Regions from separate parts of the Homo sapiens genome. Here regions 2 and 3 are each linked to region 1. The links are chromatin loops, found by intact Hi-C in ENCODE. Cell type or tissue: IMR-90. All regions are shown on one strand. Region 1 holds the start of ANTXR1 (ANTXR cell adhesion molecule 1). Region 2 overlaps ANTXR1 (ANTXR cell adhesion molecule 1). Region 3 has its middle 32 kb from the start of ANXA4.

Region 1 (4,000 bases):
TTTGAGGAGAAAGAAGACATGGAAGAGGAAGACTTGGATGGTTAGGGTATTTTAATCTCCCTCCAATTATTTTTTTCCTGAGAGCAATAATTCCCAAAGTATGGGTTTAATACATTTTATCTATGAAACAACAGTTTCATGGTCAAGTAAGTCTGGGAAACACAGTTCAGCAATTTTTTTCCTACAGAAATTCTCAAGGCTTTAATATGATACTAGGCATATATTAGTTATCTTTTATTATATTTAAAATTGCCCCCAAACTTAGAGACTTAAAACACTAATAAAAATTCGCTTATTTCTGTGGATCAGGAATCAGGGAATGGCTTAGCTGGGTAGTTCTTGTTTGGGATCTCTCATGAGGTTGCAGTCAAGATGTCAGACAGGGCTGCAGTCAGCTGAAGGCTTCACAGGATGTCAGGAACCTATGTCCAAGATGGGTCACTCACAATGTTGGCAAAGTGGTGTTGGCTGCCAGCAGGGGTCTCAGTTCCTTACCACACGGACCCCTCCTTGGGGCTGCTTGTGTGTTCTCACGACATGGCAGTGGGCTCTCCTACAGTGAGTGATCCAAGAGAGAAGGGAAAAACCACAACATCTCTCATGGCCTATCCTCAGAAGCCACACACCATCTTCTTAATTACTCACAGGTCAGTCTCACCCAAGGTGGAAGGGGTGTGAATTCCAGGAGGTGAGAAACACTGGGTTCATTTTGGAGGCAGGTCAGTGCTACGCATGACAAATCTTCAAGGCTGATTTGACAACATGATTATTGGTTAGTGGAGCATTCCAAGACACTAAGATTCCATGGTACACATGTTGGGGGAAACCACCATGGACTGTCACATTGGGGTATAAGGGTCTGGGAGGCACACAAGTGGAGGGGAATATGTGTGTCTGGAGGAAGAATCCTGGGAAAACAGTACATGCATATGCACTGAGGGCTCCCAGAGCGGAAGACAATAGGAAGCTAGAACTGGGGTACCACTCGGAACTGGGGCTCAGAGGCTGATTCTCCAATTTAGAGAGGCTAGCACGGAACTTCCCTGCCAATTCCAAACTGCTTGGAGCGTCTCTACTCTTGTAAGCTGTTTACTTCCTCCATCCTAAATCAAAGATAGAGAGAAAATGTCAAAGTTCACAGGCTGAAAAGAAGAACTATTATCATAGAATCCCTAAAAGATGGAGATGGTGGCCATCTAGAAGGCTCAGCTGTTCCATGCCGGGAGCAGCCCTAAGTACCACACTCTGTGGGGTTGTTTGTGATGGTTTCAGACCGGACCCCAACAGTCTCTTTTATGGTCCAGACAGACTAAGACCATGTAAGGTCACTCTGATGACTCATACCACAAAGGTCCCGTTTTTCCCCTACTTCATCTGCACAATGGTTTGTTTGCAAAGGTCCTAGCCTGGGGAGCCGGAGTCACCGTGGTTGGAGGAAACAAATTCTCATCCAATGTTTAGTGACCTTATCAAAAGATGCAGGATAGGGAAGGAAAAGAAGGAATAGAAGGACTACAGAGAATGGAGAGGCGGTCACGGAAAAAGAAAGGGAAAGTGCGTGGGAAGAAGGAAGGAGTAAGAAAACACGCACAGCTCACATGAGAATGGTAAGGACAAGGAAATTTATACGCGAAGCCTGGAAGCGCCCCCGCCCCCGACGCACTCCCGCGGGTCCCACGCGTGCTTTCGCCGCCTTTGTCCACAAGGTGGCAGCCTTTGAACTTTCTTCCCCGTAAGAACGCGAAAGGGGGGCAGAGAGGAAGGAGAGAAGGCAAAGCACTGCCCCCACCAAGAACAATTTGAAACCCCCCCCCCCCCCCATCATATTTAAAATCTGGGACAAAGAACCGTCGGGACGGAACTCCTTCCATTGCAAAAGCTCGGCGCGGCCTCGGGAGCTGCCCGGCGGCCCCGGACCGAGGCAGCCCTCCCCTTTAAAAGAAGCGGAGGACAGGATTGGGATCCTTGAAACCCGAAACCCAGAAACAGCATCGGAGCGGAAACCAGAGGGGAAACCTTGAACTCCTCCAGACAATTGCTTCCGGGGAGTTGCGAGGGAGCGAGGGGGAATAAAGGACCCGCGAGGAAGGGCCCGCGGATGGCGCGTCCCTGAGGGTCGTGGCGAGTTCGCGGAGCGTGGGAAGGAGCGGACCCTGCTCTCCCCGGGCTGCGGGCCATGGCCACGGCGGAGCGGAGAGCCCTCGGCATCGGCTTCCAGTGGCTCTCTTTGGCCACTCTGGTGCTCATCTGCGCCGGGCAAGGGGGACGCAGGGAGGATGGGGGTCCAGCCTGCTACGGCGGATTTGACCTGTACTTCATTTTGGACAAGTAAGTGCCGCGAGTTGTCCCCCCCACCCCAGGCTAAGCGGGCGAAAACGCTTTCGCCCCGGGCCGGGCTCGTTGGCAGGGTCGCCTGGGGACAGGAGCGCATCTCCAGGGCCACAGAGGGACCGCGCGGCAGGCGGCGGCGGAGTGCTGCGCCTTTGTTGGGGCGCGCTCCTCCCAGCCTCGGCTCCAGAGCCCGCAGCCGAGGCGACGCCGCTTGCTCGGAAGGGGACAGACTTCTTTTCTGTCTTGCTTTCTGTGTCCCAGGAGCAGGCAAGGGGCTTGGAGGATGCTATTGTCTTGCTGAGTTTCTGTGACTCCCTCCCGTGTTGGTGGGAAAGGCTTGCTTACCAAAGGCAGAACTTGCAGGCACAGGCACTCCTAAAGTTAGAGGCTTGGGCATTTTAAAGCCAATCGTCGCATTTTGTTTTTGTTTTTGTTTTTTTGTTTTGTTTTGAAACGCTGTCCCACGGAAGGCATTATCTTTGCTCCTAATCATGTAATGCATACTTCTCACCGGGCACTGAGTGAGAATGAAAGGCAGGGTTTCTTAACCTTGGCACTTCTGAGATTGAAACCTGGTAATTCTTTGTGGTGGGGGCTGTCCTGCGCGTTGTAGGATGTTTAGCAGCATCCTTGGCCTCTGCCCACTGGATGCCAGTAACATCCCCCGCCCCCCACTCCTTCCTTATTAGTGGTGACAACTAAAAATGCCTCCAGACATTGCCAAATGTCCCTCCCCTTCGACTTGAGTACCCCAGATGTAGTGAATTCAAGCTCTTGGCCATTTGACTGGTGGGCTACCAGGGAGGTGCAGGAGCCCTGGTTTCCTTGCAAAAAGTGGTTAGGCTTTAGGATTTGCTCAAGGGAGAGCTGAATTCTGACCAATGAAGCACTTCCCAAATCCGCATAAGTTTGCCAAGCCACAGTCACCCAAGGAAGCTTCATGCTATCTGCTGAAAACCAGCTTCAACGATAAAAAGCCCCTCACAGAAGATCCGTGCTCATTAAAACTGAGTGAGCTCTCCAGTGCCAGGAGAGGCGCTTTGCTGTTACAGTGGTGGGGAGATGGATTTCACAGACTGGAAAGTATTTAGGAGTTGGAAAAAGAGTCCTGCAAAATAAGCTGGCTAGCTAGACACCAAATGTGCTTTGCAGTTGCCCCTGGAGTTTGATTTTTCCGTAAAGGCTGTTTTGAACTCCAGATTCTTTGGATGAAAAGTGAGATTTCTTTTCTGCAGATTTATGAGAAGGTGGATACTGAAAATATGCTCCAGTGCTAAGGAATGGAATTTCTTTTGTTACTTCTAGTGGCTGGAAGCATCAGCTCACAGACTTAGAGACAGTGCATGAAAACAGTCGGAGGTGCTCCTCCTCCGTGCTTTTTTAAAAAGCCAATTCAGAATGATATTCAGGAAAATCTAAAAAAAAAAAAAAAGGGGGACAGAATCACCATGTCTCTGAATGGATGACTGTAGAGATACTATAGAGATATGGATACTGTAGAGATAACCAGTTTTCCCCAAATTAATTTAGAAATTGAATTCAACTTTTCAGTCAAAGTTCTGAAAGAGTTTGTTTTGATGATAAGAATTTAACAAAATGATTCTAGGCTTATCTTAGCAAAAAAAAAAAAAACAGGTAAAAAGAGCTGAAACATTTTTGGAAAAGAATA
Region 2 (4,000 bases), 74 kb after region 1:
AAGGGGTTGAGGCCTTTACAAAGCGGCCGACCTAATACAGGGGATTATGATATGCCTACAACATTTTTTTTTAAGGTAAGCAATTTTTTAAAAATGAGGTGTTGAAATTGGCCTCTTGGGAAGGCAGCAAGTCCCCAAAGATGGTGGTACTTAATCAGACGAGGGGAGTATTACAAGATGCAGCATATGGACTTGTATTCAGAAGACCCTGAGGTTACACTTATAGGGGGAAAGGGAGATTAATACATAATATGCTACAATGCCAGTTTATTAAGACGTGCAGGAAGTGTGTCATTTATTCATTTATTTATCCAATATTTATTTAATGCCTACTATGTGCCAGGCTAGTCATTGTGAATATAATAAGTAAAAACAAACCCAGTCCTTCTCCTTGTAGAGTTTATAATCTAAGAAGACAGTGACCAAACAATAAAAAAAAAACACTGTAAATTATAAACTAGGATAAGTTATCTAAAGGATGGCAGTTTACATTAAAATGTGCATGGATATAGAGATATTTCATTGGTCAAATCACCAGCACTTAGGTGGCAGAACTCATATTGGATTTGGAGAGTGACAGAGAGAGCAAGGCTAACTTAAACGTTCAGGTTTTTGTCTTAGACAACTGAACAGATGTAAATGGTCGGTAGATACTTAACCATCCTTGACACCAGCATACTTCAAACCCCATACATCTTTAAACCAGAATTTGCCCTTTACAACAAATAAGACACCAAGGAACATGCTCTGAAAGACTTTCTGAAATATGTGTGAAAGCAAAAGACACCTATACCATCAAGGGATAAAAGAGATTGGTCCATTATAAACACACAAAAAAGTTCTCCAACAGGAAATGGCCAAGTAAATAAAGATTGGTTGTTTATTAAAGCAAGAAGCAGAGCAAGTAGAAAAAAGAAATGCCGTGCCTATGATAAGGGAGGGATTCCTTATAACTCTGTGCAGATATTCACAGTTCTGTAAAGATTCTTGAGAAATCTCTGCATAAACTGAGAACTTCATGACAAAGGACATTAGATTTTTAGAATTTGAAAAAATAAACTCTTCTATACAACCCGGACTGGTCCACAGTGGATTTCACTTTAAATATATCAAACAGCTCCTGTAACTTGGCAAAGTTCTTGTACATCCGCTGCCTCTCTTACTCGTCCTCCCACCAATAATCCAATGAGATGTACAAAAGTCAACTTACCAGAAACAACACATGACAATTATTTAGCTCTTTATGGATTTCAAACATACTTTTCCATCTATTTTCTCTTTGAAATCTGTCCAAAAGTTGGCAGGAAAATAGCATTAACCTTGGTTCAGCTTTTGTCAGCAAATATGATTAAGCAGAAGGCCAGGGGTGGGCGATGGGGCGTAAGCACATGTGAACCACGGTCCACGCCCAAAAGTAGCAGCAGTAGCAATAGTAATGACAAAGGAAGAGCTAACAGCCACTGTTGTTTGAATACATGCCAGACATTCTCTTAAGTGCTTTACTGCCAAGGTCATTTTGACCACTCTTCTTGGTGCCTTATTTTCATAAGGTGCTCATGCTGGCTGGTGACCCAAGGGTTATTAACTTTCTGTGGATCGATCACATCTGTCTAGTTCTGTCTATAAGACAAAAACCTTGTCAGTTTTCCTTGATCTCATGCTCTCCCTCACCGTCCAATCCAATATGAATTTTATTACCTAAATCTGATTGATTTTCCAAACAAAATATCTCTGCGTTCATGACTGTTATTTTATTTAACCATCATACAGCCCCTTGAAGTTGGTGTTTTTCTTATCCCATTTTACAGCAGAGGAAACTGAGATTTGGAGGTTTAATAACTTGTCCGAGTCCACATGGCCAGTAAGTGATGGGACTTGGATTTGAATATAAACCCATTCAGAGTCCAAGTCTATCTTCTCAGTCTCCAGAGCTTAAGTTCTTGATAGTAATAGCTACCATTAGTTGATTACTTATCAGGTTTTAGGCACTGTGCTATGGGCTCTGCCTGTGTGATCTCATTTAATCTTCCCACACAACAACTTTATGCTCGTACTTCAGGTAGATACTATTGTTATCCCACTTTTATAGAGAGGAAACAGGGACTCAGAGAGGTTATGGAACCTGCCCAAGGTCACACTGCTCATGAGTGAGTTGACCTCAGCTATTTGATTCCAGATTCCAAGCAATTACTCAGGATACTGAACTGCTTTCCAAAATTGGGGTTCAGAAAAGTTAAGGGATTTGTAAAGGAGCATAGGTCAGGTAAATACGGACCAGGGCCAAGACCCAACTCTTCACATGGGATTATACTTGAGGCATGCAGTTATCTTATCCCTCTCTCCTCTGCAGATCAATCATACCCTCACCTTAAAGCCTCTTACCTCTAACATCAGCCTTACCCTGTGTAAGTCTCTTCCACTGCATCTAGTGATTTCCCATCAGCGATTCCCCAGTGCTGTGTCTACACCTCTGCCATGGCTACCACTGCCCGGGCCTCCCTACCCCCACACAGTCTCCAGTCCCTGAGCTGATCTGCTGTCTGCTACAGTTCAGACAGGCTGATTACCATACAGTCTTGGCTGCTAAGAACCACGAGAACCCTTCAAATCCACCAACTGCCATTGTGACTTCCTACCTTTTGAAACCAGACATTTCAAATGAGTAGGAGCCCCAGTCCCAGACAAATCCTGCCCATCCCCCTCACTGATAAATTTTACTCTATTGGCTGTATTGCATCCTTCCAGATGTTTTAAGTTAAGATTGGGAAAGCTGTGTTTTTACTGGATTGAATCACAGTGCTTGGCTGGCATTTTTTGGCCCTCCATACACCCCTTAGATTTATCAGCTAATTGCAGACACTTTGAGAGAATAATACAGCATGTGTTTATTATGACAACCCCTGTTAGTGTGCCTTTGTGGTTAAAGATCCACGGATGGTTCCTTTACCAATCCCTGGTTAAGGATCAGAGTTGGTTCAAAAAGGTTGGTTGAAACTCGGGTTGGGTAAAAATTTCATGTGTGTGTTTGGGGAATGGGAACAGGACTAGTCCAAAAGCTCTTTTTAAATTCTTGGACTGTTTTGAAGTCTTTAGTTTTGGATGATAAAATGATTTATTAGGAGATGTCAAATGCCTGAGGAATTTTATTTAAAACATCAAAAAACAGCTTTGTGTTGTTCTAATATCACTGTTTAATAAGTTTCTCCCTCTGGGCTACCTCTATTTCTCAAATGTGGGCTGTCTGGAGACTTGTGCCTGAGGACAAGTCAAAGGGGGTGGCTTCCTCCCTTGGTCATGGCAACCACTGGCTGAAGTACCCCATCAAACAGGAAGAGCCCAAGAGCAGCAAGTTCAGGGATTGGCAAATGGACAATCTTCACAATTCAGGCAGGGCTGTCTGGGATGAATCACTGTGCACCAGGATGCTAGCAAGTCCCAGTCCTAATACGGTGCTATATGCGCAAGAGACCGAAAAGACTAGATCAACCATAAGGCACTGGGGAAGCCAGCAGGGAAACACAGGTGCCCAGGATATATCCTTGGGGTCCTTGTTCCCAAGTTAGACTGACAATGAGTGGAAAACAGGAGCTCAGTGTTTTCCCCAGGTGCCCAGAGCAGGTGTGTGAGGACCGCTGACTCTAACAGAGATGGGCAAGGGACATGGGAGTCCGGAGCATTCCCTTCATGCTACAGTCAGGATAGACTTAGGGACCAGGGAGGAACTGAGGCTGCACCTGTGTCTGGGGTGGGTGGAGGTGGCTAGGTAAGCCAGAGGCTGAGGAAATGAGGCAGAAGCTGAAGGAACTAATTACTTCCAACTGCGGAGTCAGAAGGATGCTGCAAACAAATAGGGGAATCAAAGTATAAAAATGCCATGAAGTTCTACAGAGTGAAGGAAAAGTAGTCAGAAAATCTGAATTTTAGAATTGTCAAGAAGAAATGTTGCTTTTGGTGACATTCAGGTACATAGAGTTACCTAAAATACATGGTTGGGAGATAA
Region 3 (4,000 bases), 700 kb after region 1:
GAGACAGATGCATTTAGGTGATTTTCTTCAGCTCATCCTGCAGGACCAGCAGGTCCCTGTTTCTGAGGACCACATGCCCTTGAAGAAAGCTTTGCCCCTTTCCTCTCTGAAGATGGTCCTCCAACAATCGAGGGTGCCTGTGTACTCGAGGTCAGCTTCTTTGCCTCGACTGCATCTGCATCCCATCCACCTAGGCAGGCAGATCATTTGAGGCCAGGAGTTCGAAACCAGCCTGGTCAACATGGTGAAACCCTGTCTCTACTAAAAATACAAAAATCAGCCAAGAAGGGTCACACGTGCCTATAATCCCAGCTACCAAACTTAAAAAAAAAAACCTCTACTATATCTTCTGAATAATAATTTGAATATTATTTCTTTGTCTCTTAGGTCACTCATCAGCAAACATATATAGTGTGTCTGCCTTAGGTAAAGTAACTGACCAGGTTCAAAGATGCCTCTGATATGAACCAAATCACTGACCCTCGCAAAACATGTTGCTTTAAGAAATTGCCTTTGTATGAGAGTAATCCCTATAGGAGCATCTTAAGTTCCTTAAATTTTTTCCTCTCAATAAACCCAGTAGTAATTGTACCCTCCTGACAGTCTTCAGAGGGCAACAGAAATTACTTAGAGTTAAGAAATTAAAGTGAGTAAAGGATACAAATTATTTACAGGATAAGACTTTATGTGCAAAATACATCTATAAAGTTTACTTCGTCAAAGTCTGACCTGTTTGCTTAGCCTCTCTATTCTTCCCTCCATTTCCTCTTTCCATTCCCACCTTTCTTCTTAGTGCCAATATTTTCCTCAAACAAAGGCTTTTCTCATTAACTGCCTGCATTGCTTTGCCTCCAGCCCTCTGAGTCTGTGTTCTCTTTGGTCATTGTTTTCCATCAGCAGAAGCACAGACACGCTCTCTTCTAAGTATTCAAGGCATGCCTGACTTCCCAAGATGATCTTCCCAAGTCACTGAACGTAACATCAAGAACTTTTGCACATTTTAGAGTACATACACGGGAAGCCACATCCCAGAAATCTACATGGCAACCTCGCTAGGTAACTCTTAACTCTGAAACCCATTTCAGAAACACTGCCTGGAGTTCAAGGGCAGAGCTGGAATTATAGTTCAAAGCTTTGGGGTGGTCTGTTATGCAATTAACCAACTCACTTTGTTATTAATAGTATCACGAATCATTATGCAAGCCAGGTGTGCTTGTAAGGGAAGCACCAAGCACTGCTTCAACCATTTAATTATTTATGACACTTTCCCCCTTTTTAACTAAAGCATGCTTGCTGTATAAATTTTGACAAACAATAGGTAACTTAAACACCAGCCATAATCTTACCACATAGATGGTATCACTTATTATGGCAGCATGCACTTCCAGGCTTTTTTTTTTTTTTTTTTTTTTTGAGACAGAGTTTTGCTCTTGTTGCCCAGGCTGGAGTGCAATGGCGTGAACTCAGCTCACTGCAACCTCCACCTTCCAGGTTCAAGCGATTCTCCTGCCTCAGCCTCCCGAGTAGCTGGGATTACAGGCATGTGCCACCACGCCCGGCTAATTTTGTATTTTTAGTAGAGACAGGGTTTCACCATATTGGCCAGGCTGGTCTTGAACTCCTGACCTTGTGATCTGCCCACTTCGGCCTCCCAAAGTACTGGGATTACAGGTGTGAGCCACCATGCCCGGCCCACTTCCAGGCTTTTTAAATGCATTGCTGATATTATATGTAATTTTACTTTCTGCTTAAAATTATATTAAAAGTAGATTTCCATGTCTGTAAATTTTTTATATCATTAAATGGCTGTAAAATATCACCTTGAATCATAAAGAAATGAAGTTTTCCTTTTATTAGATTGTAACTTGTTTCCAATTTCATCACAATTGTAAGTAACATTGATATGGAAATCCTTATGCATGACTCTGTCTGTATTTCAGATTATTTCCATAGGCAAAATATATATCTGATACAGGTCTTGCATCCAGAATATATAAATAACTCTTACAAATCAATTATAAAAAGACAAATGAGTCAATTTTTCAATGGGTAAAAAAAAGTGAACAGATAATTTACCAAAGAAGATCTACTTAAGGCAAATAACCCCATGAAAATATACTCCACATTAGTCACCTGAGAAATACAAAGTAAAAGGACAATGAGGTAATACTACAAACACTACAGGCTAACATTTTTTAACTGGCAATACAAAGTGTTAGCAATGATATGGAGCAACTGGAATTCTCATACATTGCTGGTGGAAATGAAAATGATACAGCCCCTTTGGAAAACAGTTTATCCAGTGTTTTGTAAAGTTAAACTACACTTACTATACAACCCGGCAACTCTCCTCCTAGAAATAAAATACAATTCTACTCCTCAGAGAAGTGAAAATACATCCACACAAAAACCTGTATATGAATATTCAGAGCACTTAATTAATAATAGCCCAAACTGGCCAGGCGTGGTTGCTCACACCTGTAATCCCAGCACTTTGGGAGGCTGGGATGGGTGGGTCACTTGAGATCAGGAGTTTGAGACAAGCCTGGTCAACATGGTGAAACTCTGTCTCTATTAAAAATACAAAAATGAGCTGGGCATAGTGACACACACCTGTAATTCCAGCTACTTGGGAGGCTGAGGCGGGAGAACCGCTTGAACCCAGGAGGCAGAGGTTGCAATGAGCCGAGAAACAACCCAAATGTCCATCTACTGATGAATGGATAAACAAACAATTGTGATGTGTCTATTTAATGCAATATTTCTCAGCAGTAAAAATGAATAAGCTACCGATACATGTAACAGCATAGATAAATCTCAAAAGCAGTGTGCTAAGGACAGAAACCAGGCATCAAAGACTACCCACTGTATAAATCCATTTATATGATATTTTAGAAAAGGCAAAACTATAGTGATATTTCTAGTTTCCTGGGCTTGGGAGTGGAGGTAAGAACTTTTTGGAATGAAGGAAATGTTCTACACCTTGATCGTGGTGGTGGTTGTATGACTGTATACATTTGTCAAGAAGAATTAAACTGAACACTTAAGATGAGTGAGTTTGTAGTATGTACATTGTACCTCAATAAAGCCAATTAAGAAAATAAGAAATGGTTCTGATATATGGTTTTTTGGGTTTTGTTTGTTTGGGCAGCTGACCTAAAATAGAACCTGAAAACAGATTGGGGAATTCAGAAAGAGAAATAGGACTTGAAGGGTGTGGGGGATGGTGTCAGGACAATGATTTCTGGTTTTGGAAGTGTTAAGGAGGTTGAGTTAATGAGGGCACAGAGAGAGAAAAGAGACATAGAGAAATATGGGGCATGATGGGGGGGTCTCTACTGCAGCAAAAAGGAAAAAGGAGAGCAAGAAATTGAGAAAACAGTTTTTATACATAGGATTTTTGTATGTGTTGCCTATTTTGTCTCAATTTATTTTTATTTTTTTCTCTTCATTCTCTTGGTCTCTCCTTTTCCTGGGGGGTCTTAGACACCATGTGTAACTATTGCGTGCTTCCAAAGTTTTCCACTAAACAGACCACACACATACATACAGACACACCACACACAACCAAATGTTCCCCAACCCCACCCCACCACCACCACCACATACACACAAACACATACCCCTCACACTAAAATAAAACAACCAAAGGAGAAAATTGGAGGGTGGAAGCAAACCAAGAGACAGGAAGGTAAAATCTGGCCCCTGCCTTAAAGCGCATTAGTTAGGAGAGTTCACTCTCTTGGTCCTTTACATTCCGTGGGGAGAAGCAGTAGAAAATTACCGGGTTATTCACTCCGAGTCTAAGCAGCTGAATAGGAAAATAGCTTTAATAGCCCTATTAGGACCTGGGCCAAGGACTTTTTCTTTGGGTTTGTTGTGAATGATTAAAGGTTAACGGTGGCATTTTTCTTTCAGCCTAGGGGAGACAACCATCTCAGTAATGATCCTAATTGGATCCAACTGGGGAACTCCAGAAAGTTTCAGTAACAAATTTGCA

What was found. Peaks named below come from ENCODE experiments on the same cell type or tissue, not always from the same donor. Only the 100,000 strongest peaks of a DNase experiment are listed, where the experiment ranks them.
Region 2: it touches region 1 in a loop (4-fold over the local background); 3 of 110 quality-filtered maps call a loop at or near these places.
Region 3: a loop joins it to region 1, with 23 times the contacts of the local background. A loop is called at or near these places in 7 of 110 quality-filtered maps.

Annotation. Positions count from the first base shown.
Region 1 is chr2:69,011,324-69,015,323 of GRCh38, forward strand. It overlaps ANTXR1 (ANTXR cell adhesion molecule 1), which reads left to right and starts at 1,856. Exons shown (of 18, transcript NM_032208.3): 1 at 1,856-2,328. The coding sequence starts at 2,177. In IMR-90, a CTCF peak has its summit at 1,691 (motif pointing right); DNase peaks (open chromatin) are centred at 1,738 and 1,988; H3K4me3 peaks cover 2,341 bases; H3K27ac peaks cover 2,357 bases.
Region 2 is chr2:69,085,277-69,089,276 of GRCh38, forward strand. All of the region lies in intron 8 of ANTXR1 (ANTXR cell adhesion molecule 1), which reads left to right. Among named protein-coding and RNA genes, the nearest start is that of MIR3126, 16 kb to the right of the region's middle. In IMR-90, no CTCF peak of the experiment used is centred here; no DNase peak of the experiment used is centred here; H3K27ac peaks cover 1,327 bases.
Region 3 is chr2:69,708,592-69,712,591 of GRCh38, forward strand. It overlaps a transcript of ANXA4 not described here. Among named protein-coding and RNA genes, the nearest start is that of ANXA4, 32 kb to the right of the region's middle. In IMR-90, no CTCF peak of the experiment used is centred here; no DNase peak of the experiment used is centred here.